3 separate regions of the Homo sapiens genome follow, and all the other regions are linked to region 1. A link is a loop called in an ENCODE intact Hi-C map of the cell type or tissue named here. Cell type or tissue: Caco-2. All regions are shown on one strand. Each heading gives the region's core, and the rest is flanking DNA. Links, peaks and the distances in the headings are about the cores only. Region 1 has its middle 23 kb from the start of MTPN. Region 2 overlaps MTPN (myotrophin). Region 3 overlaps MTPN (myotrophin).

Region 1 (4,330 bases), core at 940-3,439:
ATTCCTCCCTTTCTCCTGCCCTCTTGCATCCAATGTATCAAGTCTTGCCAGTCACACATCTAAAATAGATCATTTATCTGTCTATTTCTCTAACTCAATGGCCACTGCCCAGGTCAGCCTGGGCTACTGAAATAGTCTTCTAAATGATCAATATATTTTCCCAAAAAAGCAGTCGCTTGTTGAATATTACCTCCAACAATCTACTCAAATACCAGAAAAAGTGATCTGTTGAGAACATAAACATAAATAGCATAACGTTACTCCTGTGCTTAAAACCTCCAGTGACCTCCCATCGTACATGGAGTACAACTCAAGACCCTTAACCTGGACCCAAGAACCTACACCACCTGGCCCCTTAGCTTCCCATTCCTGCATCACTGCTATTCCTCTTCTCCTGTGTCACCTAAGTTCCAACCATACTGTCTTCAAATACACCCTGAGGGTTTTTGCCGTACATCTTCATGCATCTTGTTCCCTCTGCCAAGCACATCCCGTCTCCAGATCTTTGCAGGTCTGACTTTTTCTTTATTTTATTTATTTTTAATTTACAATGCAGCTGTGCTTGGAAAGTCTGGCTTTTTCTTATCGTTTAGGTCTTGCCTCAAATAATTCCCCTTCAGAGAAGCCTTCCCTACCTTCTCATTTTTTTTTCATCTTTTTTAAATTTTTTTGAGACAGAGTCTCACTCTGTCACCCAGGCTGGAGTGCACTGGTGAGATCTCAGCTCACTGCAACCTCCACCTCCCAGGTTCAAGTGATTCTCCTGCCTCAGCCTCCCAAGTAGCTGGGATTATAGGTGCCCATCACCACACCTAGATAATTTTTGTATTTTTAGTAGAGACAGCGTTTCACCATGTTGACCAGGCTGGTCTCAAACCCCTGATCTCAAGTGATCCACTCTCCTCAGCCTCTCAAAGTGTCTGGATTACAGGTGTGAGCCACTGCACCTGGCCCCTGGCTTCTCATTTTAGAGAAGCCACTCATTCCTCAAGTCATTCTCTGCAATAGCTCTGCATGGTAGAACTTCCTGTGATGATGGAAATGTTCTCAAGTGCTATTCCATGCAGTAGCCACCAGCCAGGCACATGTGGCTACTGAGTTCTTAAAACCAAGTAACTGTGGCTGAGAAACTGAATTTCTAATTTTATTTCATTTTAATTTAAATAGCCCTGTGTATGGGTAGGGCCTACCCCATTAGAGAGAATAGCTCTATAGCATCACCATGTTTTATTCTCCTCAAAGCTCTAATAACTACCTGAAGTTATCATGTTCATTTCTTTCAAAAGTTCCATGAGGTCAGGGACCTGGTCTATCTAGAAAAACTGCCACACACACAAAAAAGTACTACATACATTATGTATTTCTGCATAACAAATTACTATAAATGTAGCAGCTTAAAACACCACACAATTCTTATCTCACAGTTTCTGTGAGGTCGGGAGCCCTGGGCATGGCTTAGCTGGGCATGTGCTCTGCTTCAGTGTCTCTTACAGATCAGCAATCAAGGTATTGGCCAGGGCTGGGATCTCATCTGAAAGCTCAACTGGGAAAGGATCTGCTTCCAAGCTCACATGGTTGTTGGCTGAGGTCAGTTCTTCAAGGGCTATTGGAAGGAGATCCTCAGCACCCAGCTGGCTGTTGGCTGAAAGCTGCCACCAGTCCTTTGCCACCCCAACATAGCAGCTCATTTTGTGGCAGCTTGCTTTATCAATGTGTGCAAGCCAAGAAGGAAACAGCAAGAGAGGAGTTACAATCTTATGTAAACTATCATAGAAGTAATATCTCATCACCTTTGCTGCATTCTACTGGTTAGAAACAAGTCACTAGGCCAGCACACACTCAAGGAGAGAGGATGATGCAACAACATAAACACCAGAAGGCAAAGATCACTGGCGTCTGCCTACCCCAGGCAGCTATTACATATTTGCTGAGTGGATGAATGAGTGAAAGGATGAAGGCAAATATCACTGGCGTCTGCCTACCCCAGGCAGCTATTACATATTTGCTGAGTGGATGAATGAGTGAAAGGATGAAGACCCTACTCTACTCTGGCTGAGTTATGCCAGTGTAGCCCCTTTTTCCTCACTGTGAAAGATAAAGTCTTGTGTTAGAAATTATCAAAGAAGAAATAGAGATTCTTTCCCTAATGAAATCTGAAAAAAATATTAAAGCTATGGAAAAGGAAGTTTCTTAGCAAAGTAGACAGATTCTTACTTGATAACTGTTAAGAGCATGAACAAGCCTGGGCAACATAGCAAGACTTCATCTCTAAAAATAAAAAAAATAAAATATAGAAAAAAATAGCCAGGCATGATGGCTCATACCTGTAGTCCTATCTAGCTACTCAGGAGGCTGAGGTGGGAGGATCACTTGAGCCTAGGAGTTCAAGGCTACAGTGAGCTAGGATCACGCCACTGCAATCCAGTGTAGGCAACAGAGAGAGAGACCCCACCTCAAAAAAAAAAAAAAAGTATGGGCCCTGAAGTCAAAATGCTCAGATTCAAAGCCTAAGTCTGCATTTTTACCATTTGTGTACTTGAACTCCTTTGTGTCTCAGTTTGCTTATAGGATTATTGTCAGGATTTAATGAGTTAATAGGTGAACATTTTATAGAACAGCACCTGGCACAGAGTACATACTTAAGAAATGTTAGCTATTATTATTGTTATCACTACTATAATAACCGAATTTTTTTTTGGAAAACAAATTTTCCACTTCTAAGGCTGTTAATGTAATTCTTACAAGCTAATGATTGTATCACTCTGGGTTCTTAGTTGCAGGCAAGAAAAAATCAACTCCAGCTGAGTTAAGCAGAAAATGGAATCTATTAAAAACATAGTGGGTGACTCCCAGAATCACTGAAAGAACTGGAAAATGGACAGGGAGTTGTGCAGCTGATAACAACACCCAAAATCACAAGGTAGAACCCTCTGTCCCCTTGGTCTGCCAACGCCCCTAGTCCCAGATGCTGCACATGGCCAGCTACCCTAAGGAACTCAGTCCTCCTCCAGCTGCTGCTCCTACAGAATGTGATTCTTCCAGCGCGCACATCACTGGTAGGCTGTAAGAACACTGCTGGTTTCTCAGCCTGCTCCATCACATTGATGAAGGCTAGGTCTCAGAGATATGCCTGAAGAGCTGGTATTTGGCATTTTCTTCTTCTATGGTTACAGGCAAGTCTGCCTCCTTCCAAGACTCATTGGAAGGGTAATTTCCAAAACATAAGATGAGCATTCCCACGCTGGACAGCCAAAATAATTTTAAAAGCAAATGTCCACTAGAATAGCCATTAATGATTTCTCCTTGTTGAACATGATTTTTTAATCCACATATTAAAAATTCAATAAGTTCCTGCAGATAAGTTCTCTCAAGGCAAGGATTTATATCTCTCATTATATTCCTTTCTAGGTCTACATGGTAGTTTTGAAGCTGGGATAAAACAATGGTCAAGATACTAGTTGTTTGGTTTATTTATTTGGTGTCCTTATTTTTACAATGATGGATTCCTTCACCAGCAAATCATTAATTGCATATTATATTTCTCCATTAAGCCTTGTGCCCTTTCCACACTTGGAAGCTGTAATACTACAAGCCTCTTGCCCTTTAAAAATTAAGTTGTCTCTATTCACGACCTCCTTAGAAGAGGTTCAAAATCTTATTGCTTGTGGTATTTTTATTTTATTTTTCTAGGGGACAGTTATGAGAGTTTCTCTCAACAGAAACTTTGGAATGAGTGGTTCTGAGCTTTTGTGATTGGTACCAGTGAGACTGATATGAAGTAGAGGCTCTTCCATACATTAGAGAAGGAGCCTCTGACAGCAGAGTCAAGGCCAAATGGACTTCCAAAAAGATTACACCATTTTACATGCCTACCAACAGCCTCATTTGATGTAAAAGCAGGAGACTCAGAAAGTTTCTGCCTTGGATAATATTCTACTCCAGTGTCTCAAGAATTTGGAATTTTTCCCCAAAGTCTTTTTTCCTTAAGACCATAATGGCCTTTCTTATTTTCCCTAATGATATCCATCTGTAGAAAGTTGTCCAATAAGCATACATTTGGTAAGTTTATCTCATTGCTTTAAAAAATACTTTACAACACTGTGAGGGGGAAGAAAATTCCATGTGCAATCCATGTGCAGTAGGTAAAGTTGAAGCATACAGTCTTGGTTACTCAATTCAGTCTGATTCATCTTAATCAATGGTTCTCAACCAGGGTTGGTTTTGTACCTTGAGGGACATTTGGCAATGCCTGGAGACATTTCTGGCTGATGCAACTGGGGATGAGGAGGTACAATGTTACTGGCACTTAGTGGGTAGAAGCGAGGGACGG
Region 2 (4,330 bases), core at 743-3,242, 63 kb after region 1:
GTTTTTCGAAGTCTTCATGAGACATTTAATATCAAAAGGAAGTACACACTGTATTCATTTAAATACTGGGGATATAGGAGTTAACAAGGTAAACAGATCCTCCGCTCTTGGACACCTCATTTTCTAGAGGGAAGGCAGAGTAACACCTCATTTTCTAGAGGGAAGGCAGAGTAAACAGGTATACCAATAAATGTAACTTAATTTCAGGTAGTAACAAGTACTGTGGGGGGAAAAAAAGCCTTTATAAGGGTAAAAAATAACTATTTTGGATAGAAAATTTCTTAAGGGTATTATATACTTTTCTCTTAAGCAGAGTAACAAGACATGATGATTTCCTTGAAGCCTTACCAGCATCCAACCCTCGGGGGTCTGTTGAAGTTTTGGTTAATTGTCCTTACACTAGCTAAGCTTTAGCCGGGCTCAGTCTTGGTTTCTTTCTTACTATAGTCATGTCAAGCTCTTGTCAGATGTTACTGTTGTTAGTGTGACCGTCTTCAGTAGGCCTTCTCTCCTTTCTGTTTTCTGTTTCTGATTTAATTTTGACTGAGAAGGTCTGTGTTTGAAATAAAAATTTCTGAGTGAGGACACCAGCATGCTTCTATGGAATGATGAAGAGCTTGAACTCTGTAAAGCTGTTTCAATGGTTTTTTAAAGTTTTATATTCACTTCCTGTCAGTTCAAATCAACATAAGGTTGCTAGAATCCTGACCTGATAAGTGTCTGTCATAAAATGTTAAACTAGAAACATTGCAAATATTCCTTGAATTGACTTTAATCCTCAACTGCAGTCTTAGTCCTTTCAGATATTTGTTTTGTATTTGATTCTAAATTGCTTTCTTTCCAAAGTGAATTGACCATTCAAAACCATGGTTGCTAAAGAAAATTTTCTGAAGTAATTGGTTATATTCCAAGGGGGAAGGGTATGTGTGTGTGTTTATCTGTGTGTATATGTAGATAGGTAAATCCATATGCATATGTAGAGATAACACACAGTTTGCCCTCCATAGCCATAGGTTTTGCATCCATGGATTCAACCACAGATCAAAAATAGATTCAGAAAAATAATAGCACAATAATTACAAATAATATAAATTAAAAAGCAATACAGTATAACAACTGGGTGACCCTTGAACAATGCAGGGGTTTAGGGTTGCCAACCCCTGCACAGTCAAAAATCCACATAGAATTTTTGACTCCCAAAAAACTAATAGCTTACTGTTCACCGGAAGCATATAGATGACATAAACAGACAGTCAACACATATTTTTTGTATGAGTTATATACTTCATTGTTACAGTAAAGTAAGCTGGAGAAAAGACTATTAAGAAAATCATTACAAAGACAAACTACATTTACTATTCATTAAGTGGAAGTAGGTTACCATAAAGACCTTTATCCTCATTTTCTTTGCTTCAAGTAGCTTGAGGAGGAGGAATTGGGGGTTGGTCTTGCTGTCTCAGAGGAGGAAGAGGTGGAAGGAGGGACAGGAGAGGCAGGCACACTCCATGTAACTTTTATTGAAAAATATCTGCTTATAATTGGACCTGCACAGTTCAAACCCATGTCGTTCAAGGGTCAAGTGTATTTATATAGTGTTTACGTTGTATTAGGTATTATAAGTAATCTATAGATAATTTAAAGTATACAAAAGTATATAAAGTGTGTATGTTATATGCAAATCCTAAGCCATTTTATATAAGGGATTTGGGTATCCAAGAGGGAGTTAGGAACCAATCCCCCTCACACACAGAGGGATGACTATATATGTAGTTGACTGTATTTATATTTGGTTCAAGAGAGAGAGAGAGGTTTTGTGTGTGTGTGTGTGTGTGTGTGTGTGTGTATCCAGTTAGCACTTGGAGATCTATATATATATAGAAGTGCTAATTTTTTGCCTGATTTTATTTGTAAATTTTTTAAATTTTGCATGGAAACAAAGCTGCTTGTTATTCTGTCAATTTATCAGTATAACTATAATCAGCATCTTCAAAACCTTGACAAAAGCCTCTTGTCAAGATAATGTCAGATAACCTCTGAGGAGTTTGAGAGTTTCATCCTTAAAATGTTACTAATCCAGTTTTCTTGGCCTATTTTTACATGCTAAGAACTGATAATATACAGGGGAATTAGGCTGTCTGAAGTAAGAAGTAGATAAAGGTGACAAGCAGGTAAAGATATGTTCTTGTTGTTTCATGTGGGTATATCTTATCTTTCCAGCTAGATTGTAAATTATTTATGGGTGGAGATAGCATGACTTGAAGTTTTTTTAAACATTCTGCATGTTTGACCTCACACTATCAAATAATACTTGATTATCTACAAGTGTGGCATTTGAAGATCAATAAATTACTTGCAATGCCTTAAAAACGTTTACTCCCTAGAATGACAAACAGCCTGTCTGTTTGGGTCACTTTAACTTGGCCATAGCAACCTTTTTCTCCTCCAGAAAACTTCAGAAAAATCAGCAGAATCATGCTGTAGGCAAATGAACCTAGTTCTGATTGTAATCAGATGTCAGCAATAAAGGGACTTCTATGTTGCAATTACCTGAAAATAAGTGGGTATGTTATATAGTGTGCTAGTAGGCAGGCAGCCTGTTCACAATGGAAATGCTTTGTTGATATATTCACAGCAGTCTGTCTTTAAATCTGCCAATTTAATACTATAATTATTTTATCAAGTTCCTTATATTTTTAGTTCCTATTTGTATCCGTTTTTTTTGTTTGTTTGAGACGGAGTCTCACTCTGTCACCCAGGCTGGAGTGCAGTGGCACAATCTAGGCTCACTGCAACCTCCGCCTCCTGGGTTCAAGCGATTCTTCTGCCTCAGCCTCCCCAGTAGCTGGGATTACAGGTGCCTGCCACCATGCCTGGCTAATTTTTGCATTTTTAGTACAGACGGGGTTTCGCCATGTTGACCAGGCTGGTCTTGAACTCCTGACCTCAGGTGATCTGCCCACCCTGGCCTCCCAAAGTGTTGACATTACAGGCGTGAGCCACTGTGCCCGGCCTGTATCAATAAACATGTATTGATTACCTCTTATTGGGCCTGTGCAAGGCCTTGGGATCGCAAAGACTAATAAGCCTTGTTCCTGCCCTCAACATAGTTAGTCTGGTAAAAGGAGACAAATATGTAAAACAATCAGTGCCTTGAAGCATTGTGGTTGCTGTGACAAGAGTTATATGCAATGTGTAAAGACCCGAAGGAAGAAGAGGGCAATTGTGGTCTTGGAAGTTAAGGGGATAGTGTGTTATGAATAAGAATGTCATTACAGCTCCAGGTACCACAATTGTAATTTCATAAAGCAGTTGACACTTGAGCTGAACCTTAGAAACTTAGTGTCTAAGAGTCCAGTAGAGAATTGGGGCACCATCCCAAGCAGAAGCAACAATGAGAAAAGTCACAGGGACAAGAAAGAAACCATGATGTATTAGAGTACAGTACGTTGTTTGGCGTAGCCACACAGTCAGGTAGAAAGGATTTAGCAAGGCCTATGACTAGAGAGGTAGGTAGTGAACAGATTATGCCTTTATGTGTCATGTTATTTATCTTTATTCTATTTCGTGAGAATGCCATTAAAGGCTTTTAGGTATATGAACAGTATGATCAGACTGGCATTTGAGAAAGAACACCCAAACATGTAGAGTCTGAATTAGAGTTGTGTAATAAAAAAGGCCGGGCGCAGTGGCTCACGCCTGTGATCCCAGCATTTTGGGACGCTAAGGTGGGCGGATCACAAGGTCAGGAGATCGAGGCCAGCCTGGCTAACACAGTGAAACCCTATCTCTACTAAAAATACAAAAAAATTTAGTCAGGCATGGTGGTATGCACCTGTAATCCCAGCTACTCGGGAGGCTGAGGCAGGAGAATTGCTTGAACCCAAGAGGCGGAGGTTGCAGTGAGCCGAGGTTGTGCCACTGCACTCCAGCCTGGGTGACAGAGCGAGACTCCATCTCAAAAAAAAAAAAAGAAAGAAATCATTGCATCCAAATGTTTATACCTGAACTAAAAAAGTGATGGTAGCAATGGAGAACCAAGGACAGATGGGAAATCTTAATAGTATGGTCTGAAGACTTAAGTAAACAAGAACTGCATACTGTCTCCACATCTTCTGGAAGATGGTAGTGTTCTTCACCTTGTTGGAGAATATTGAAAAAGGAGCAAGGTTTATAGGAAAAGATTACAGATTCATTTTGGGAGAGGTTGAATTCAAGGTATTTATGGAACTTAAAGTAGGTAAGTCTGAAAGCCAGTCCTCAGAATGAGGACAATAAAGGTTGGACATGGATGAGATGATTAGGAAGAGCACGTTGAGCAAGTTATAAAGAG
Region 3 (4,330 bases), core at 1,179-3,678, 70 kb after region 1:
AGCTTTTTCATCGAGGTGGTGCCCCAGAAATGAGTTCTAACTTCTTATATTCTCTTTTGATCTCTTCAATCAGGATTCAAAATCTAGGAGAGAGTATTCCGCTTTCAAATCTTTGAAATTTGGTGAGGAAAATAAGCATCTCGGTTTTATAATCCCAGGACTATAGAGGACCCTGGGAATGGTTAAGGGGAACAGAAATACAGTTACAATGAATATGATCTAGTATTTGGTAGCACAACAGGGCTACAGTAAATTGTTAACTGTTGTGAACAACTTACTGTTCACATTTGTTAACAATTTACTGTGTAATTTAAAATAAGTAAAAGAGCAGAATTAGAATGTTCTAACACAAAGAAATGATAAGGGCCCTGATTTGATCATTACATATTGTATGCCTGTATCAAAACATCACATACCCCATCTATATATATAACTGTTATGTACCCATAATAATTAAGAATTAAAATTTTAAAAAGCAAGAGGGGACAAATGATTCCCCAAGATGAAATTAGGGTGCTGCCATCAAATGGAGGGAAATAAACTCTGAGAGCTAAAAAGCAACAGAAGTTCACTATAATATGTAACTGTTAATGCAGAATTATAGTTGATAATGCTAGTCATAAAAGTAGCCATCAAAATGAATAAGAAATAACTTTTTTGAATACAGTTATCCCTTAACCATTGTGGCGGGACTCACAGCACTGAAGTTCTCACGCACTGACGTCTCTCCCACTTGACCCTGAATTCCATGTCTTCCATGAAGCAGTTAAATTCATTTAGAAAATGAGGAAATAGAGACTTTTATAATAATACTGAGGAGGACTTTGTGATCATTTAACACTTCCTAAAATGTCATCTCCTCCCTGGTTTACCTAATCAGCCTGTACTTCCTTGTCAAGACTCAGCTCAGGCATTTTACCTCATCCCGGAAGACTTTCTCCCTTAAAACGCCCTCCTGCCACATCCTGTTCTGATTATGGGCCACTCATCCCTGTTACTGTTCTCTTCCCATAGTGTTGTGTTGGCTGAGTTGTCTGACTCTCATACCAGCCAGACTGGCAGACTCTTGTCTTATTTTTCTTTGATTCTCCAGTCCTTTACACAGTATGCGCATATTAAACATTCAGTAAATATTTGTTGAGTGAATGGGTGGATTTGCCAGAGAAGAGGATAAGGCATCCCATCTAGAGCCCGCATGGATAAAGGCATGAAACACAGCAGGAACTGGTGAGAAATTCTGTAGGATTAGAGCATGGAGCGGTTAACTGGAGAAGAGACTGGTAAAGCTGACCAGCGTTAGCCTCTAAAGGACCATATGTGCCAAGTTTAAACAATTCTGTAGGTGTCAGGAACAAGCAGAAGAATGTGTGAGATTTGGCAAGGGGAGTGGGTCAGGACTCTAGAGAATGTGTGGTGAATAAATACTGGCTGGAGCTAGAGCTGGTAAACAGAACCCTCAGATGGTAGGATGTTGTCTCTGGGAGTTAAGAATCAGACCTGGTTTGGGAGCAGATTAACCTACCATGCACCTAGGCACTTTTCCAAGTGCTGGAGTACAGTGGTGAATTACTGCTCCCATGGAGCTTTCATCCAGAAAGGGTAGACAGATGAAACAACATACAGGCACAAAAGGGCACATACACACTCTCAAAACCAGAATGCCGCGTTGCAGATAAAATGTTCCAAGGCAGCACTCTCCAAGTTAAGCGTTCAGAGCAGTCTGGTGTCTGCACTGAATATTTCCCTACAATATCGCAGGGAACCTTCTTATAGTCCGCATCTCAGGCATTTACTGCGAAGTTTTTACAAGTAAAATGACGAATACAGTATTTGTTCTTGATGTATATAATACTGAATGCACTCTACAAAAAGTGTTTCAAATAAGAAAAAAATAATTTGTCACAGGAATACTTTAGCAAAGTGATTTACTTTTTCCCCGTTTCATACTGCACATAGGGATATTATTTTTAAAGCCTAATTAGATAAATATATCTAACTTGCTCAACGTGCTCTTCCTAATCATCTCATCCATGATAGTATAAATAAAAGCCAGTGATTGCCTGGGTTACAATTCTTAGTGCCTGAAAAATAATGTGGCATTTTTATAATTAATCCATAATGTTGCCAACTTGTTTGTTTTTCTGCAGTAGAATAGACTCCACTAGTAAAGGAATTTTTAATTCTTGATGTAAACATTAACCTGTGCCATGTGAGCTAGTCTTACATTCCCTTCCCCCAGTTGTGGGCTCATTTAATGAGCCCTTTCCTCTCTTTTCCAGGGTGCTGATAAGACTGTGAAAGGCCCAGATGGACTGACCGCCTTTGAAGCCACTGACAACCAGGCAATCAAAGCTCTTCTCCAGTGATGGATGGATGGACTGATAACTCCGGAAGAATGACTCTCCTGTGGCCTCACACTGCTGCCTGTCTGTCTGTCACTCTCTATCTGCCAGCTTCTTCAGCTAAATACTTTAAGAGGGGTGAGGGGAGAGAGAAATTCATAACAAATCCGACTACCAGAAAAAAAAAATTGTTTTGGAGGAGGGGCAAAAGGAACCATGATCAGGCTTTTACTGGGATTCCTGATCAAGTAAGCCTCTTCCCTTTCTAATAAAATATACACCTTATACCCAAGGGAGAGCAAAGACAAAATACACCAGTAACATTTGACCTTTTCAGCTCCCTAGCTAATTTATTAGATTGTGTTGAAGGTCTGATTCTACAAAGGCCAACTCTACATATTTGGTAGCCCTAACTGTCTGAGCAGTAGTGGCTGCTGTGATGTAAACTTAGGGTGCTGAGATAAGCAATTAGCTCTAGCCTTCTGCCTTAAGAATGCACTCTACTGGGGATTTCCTGGCATAGTTAAGAGCGCTGCCTATAAGGTTGGTGACCAAATCTTTCCTCGGTGACTTTAAGCTTTATGTGAAAGCTTAGTTAAGGTGAGGAGGGGCACACTCCTAAATTGCTGGATGACTGAACTTTGGATTTTCTCTCCCCTTTCACATGGATTTCATGTCTCTTTAGATAAAACTGACTAGTTTTATTTATAAAATCTTAAGTTTTGGAAGTCTAAAGGAGAAACCATTCCAGTATGCATATTTTTTTCTCCTCTAGATTCATACATTTATATAGCATTGAAACACTTTCAAACTCCTGCTGGTAGTAAAAGGGGATTTAAAAATAGAATCATAGCCATAAGCCTGTTAGTATCATATGAAGAGAGAACAGTTATCTTAGTACCTATGGATTTTCTTTATTTGCTGTTTGAATGGATTGACCTTGGTTATGTGTTGAGAATTAAGGAACATTCTTTGAAATGCCTCTCTCAGACCCATCTTGGAGGCTGATTACTTACTGCACCAAAGCTATCACTGGGGTGAGATTTACTGTTTGGACAAATTTAGCCCCATCCCTTCAAAAATACACTTGTAACCAGGTTTCCCAGAGTTGTTGATAGGCTTCTGCTGAACATATGCCAACCCACCTGCATAATATATTTTTGTTGCTTTTATAAATCATGCATTACATAAAGTGTGACAACTTCAAAATGTATTCTCTGTTCTTGGAATACAGTGCCCTAAAATGGTGTTCTTATGACCTGCAGAAAATATTTACACATATTTCCAAATATTTATTTCATGAGCAGTACAGCTAATTAAAATATATAAGCTTAAATTTTATATCTTACATTTAAAATATTAAGATTCCTTTGACTTGCCATCCATATAAGCTTGCTAAAAATATTAAGACCAAGTCATGCAATAATTGAATGTACCTCAAATTTTTAGGGGAGGGTGGGTTAGGGACTGATACTCAGATTGTGGATAATAATTGAATTGGTTTTTAAAGGCAACATAGCATTCTACAGCAGGGTTAATCTATTATCAAGAACAGTCACCCTGGTTAATAACAAGTTTTACTGATCAGTTGCTGGTTGGTTGGTTGGTTGGCATGTGGGTGTGTGGGTGTATAGGTGTGTGTGGGTGTGTGTGTGTATTTTTCCCCATGAGTCCTTTTTTTAATCCTGTGGCTTTTTCACTTACAACTAGCCTAACCCTGTAATTTTCCTACATCCAAGAAAACAATCACAAAGTAGTGGTTTAAATACTTTGTTGTATTTGGCTAATTTTGCTGTCTTAATGCAGCCTATTAAGAGTTGGGTTAAAAATCAGTAATCAGTACTTTATTACATCACTGAACTAAAATATGGAGACATCCTCATTGAAAATGGAGGGCACTCTATCAGTCTATAACTATCAACGTAGTGCAACAGGGTGTTTTGATACCTTTGTTTTCACCTCTTGACATAATGCTATTTAAAGGCTTG

The links. A loop is a pair of places that touch in the nucleus more often than their neighbours do. Peaks named below come from ENCODE experiments on the same cell type or tissue, not always from the same donor. Only the 100,000 strongest peaks of a DNase experiment are listed, where the experiment ranks them.
Region 2: it touches region 1 in a loop (3.0-fold over the local background); 4 of 110 quality-filtered maps call a loop at or near these places.
Region 3: a loop joins it to region 1, with 4 times the contacts of the local background. A loop is called at or near these places in 3 of 110 quality-filtered maps.

What each region holds. Positions count from the first base shown.
Region 1 is chr7:135,998,019-136,002,348 of GRCh38, reverse strand. It overlaps a transcript of LOC105375523 not described here. Among named protein-coding and RNA genes, the nearest start is that of MTPN, 23 kb to the right of the region's middle. In Caco-2, for the core only: no CTCF peak of the experiment used is centred there; a DNase peak (open chromatin) is centred at 1,878.
Region 2 is chr7:135,934,884-135,939,213 of GRCh38, reverse strand. The region is part of intron 3 of MTPN (myotrophin); the gene reads left to right. Among named protein-coding and RNA genes, the nearest start is that of MTPN, 40 kb to the left of the region's middle. In Caco-2, for the core only: no CTCF peak of the experiment used is centred there; no DNase peak of the experiment used is centred there.
Region 3 is chr7:135,927,962-135,932,291 of GRCh38, reverse strand. MTPN (myotrophin) reads left to right here. Exons shown (of 4, transcript NM_145808.4): 4 at 2,280-4,330. The coding sequence ends at 2,366. Among named protein-coding and RNA genes, the nearest start is that of MTPN, 47 kb to the left of the region's middle. In Caco-2, for the core only: no CTCF peak of the experiment used is centred there; DNase peaks (open chromatin) are centred at 2,341 and 2,791.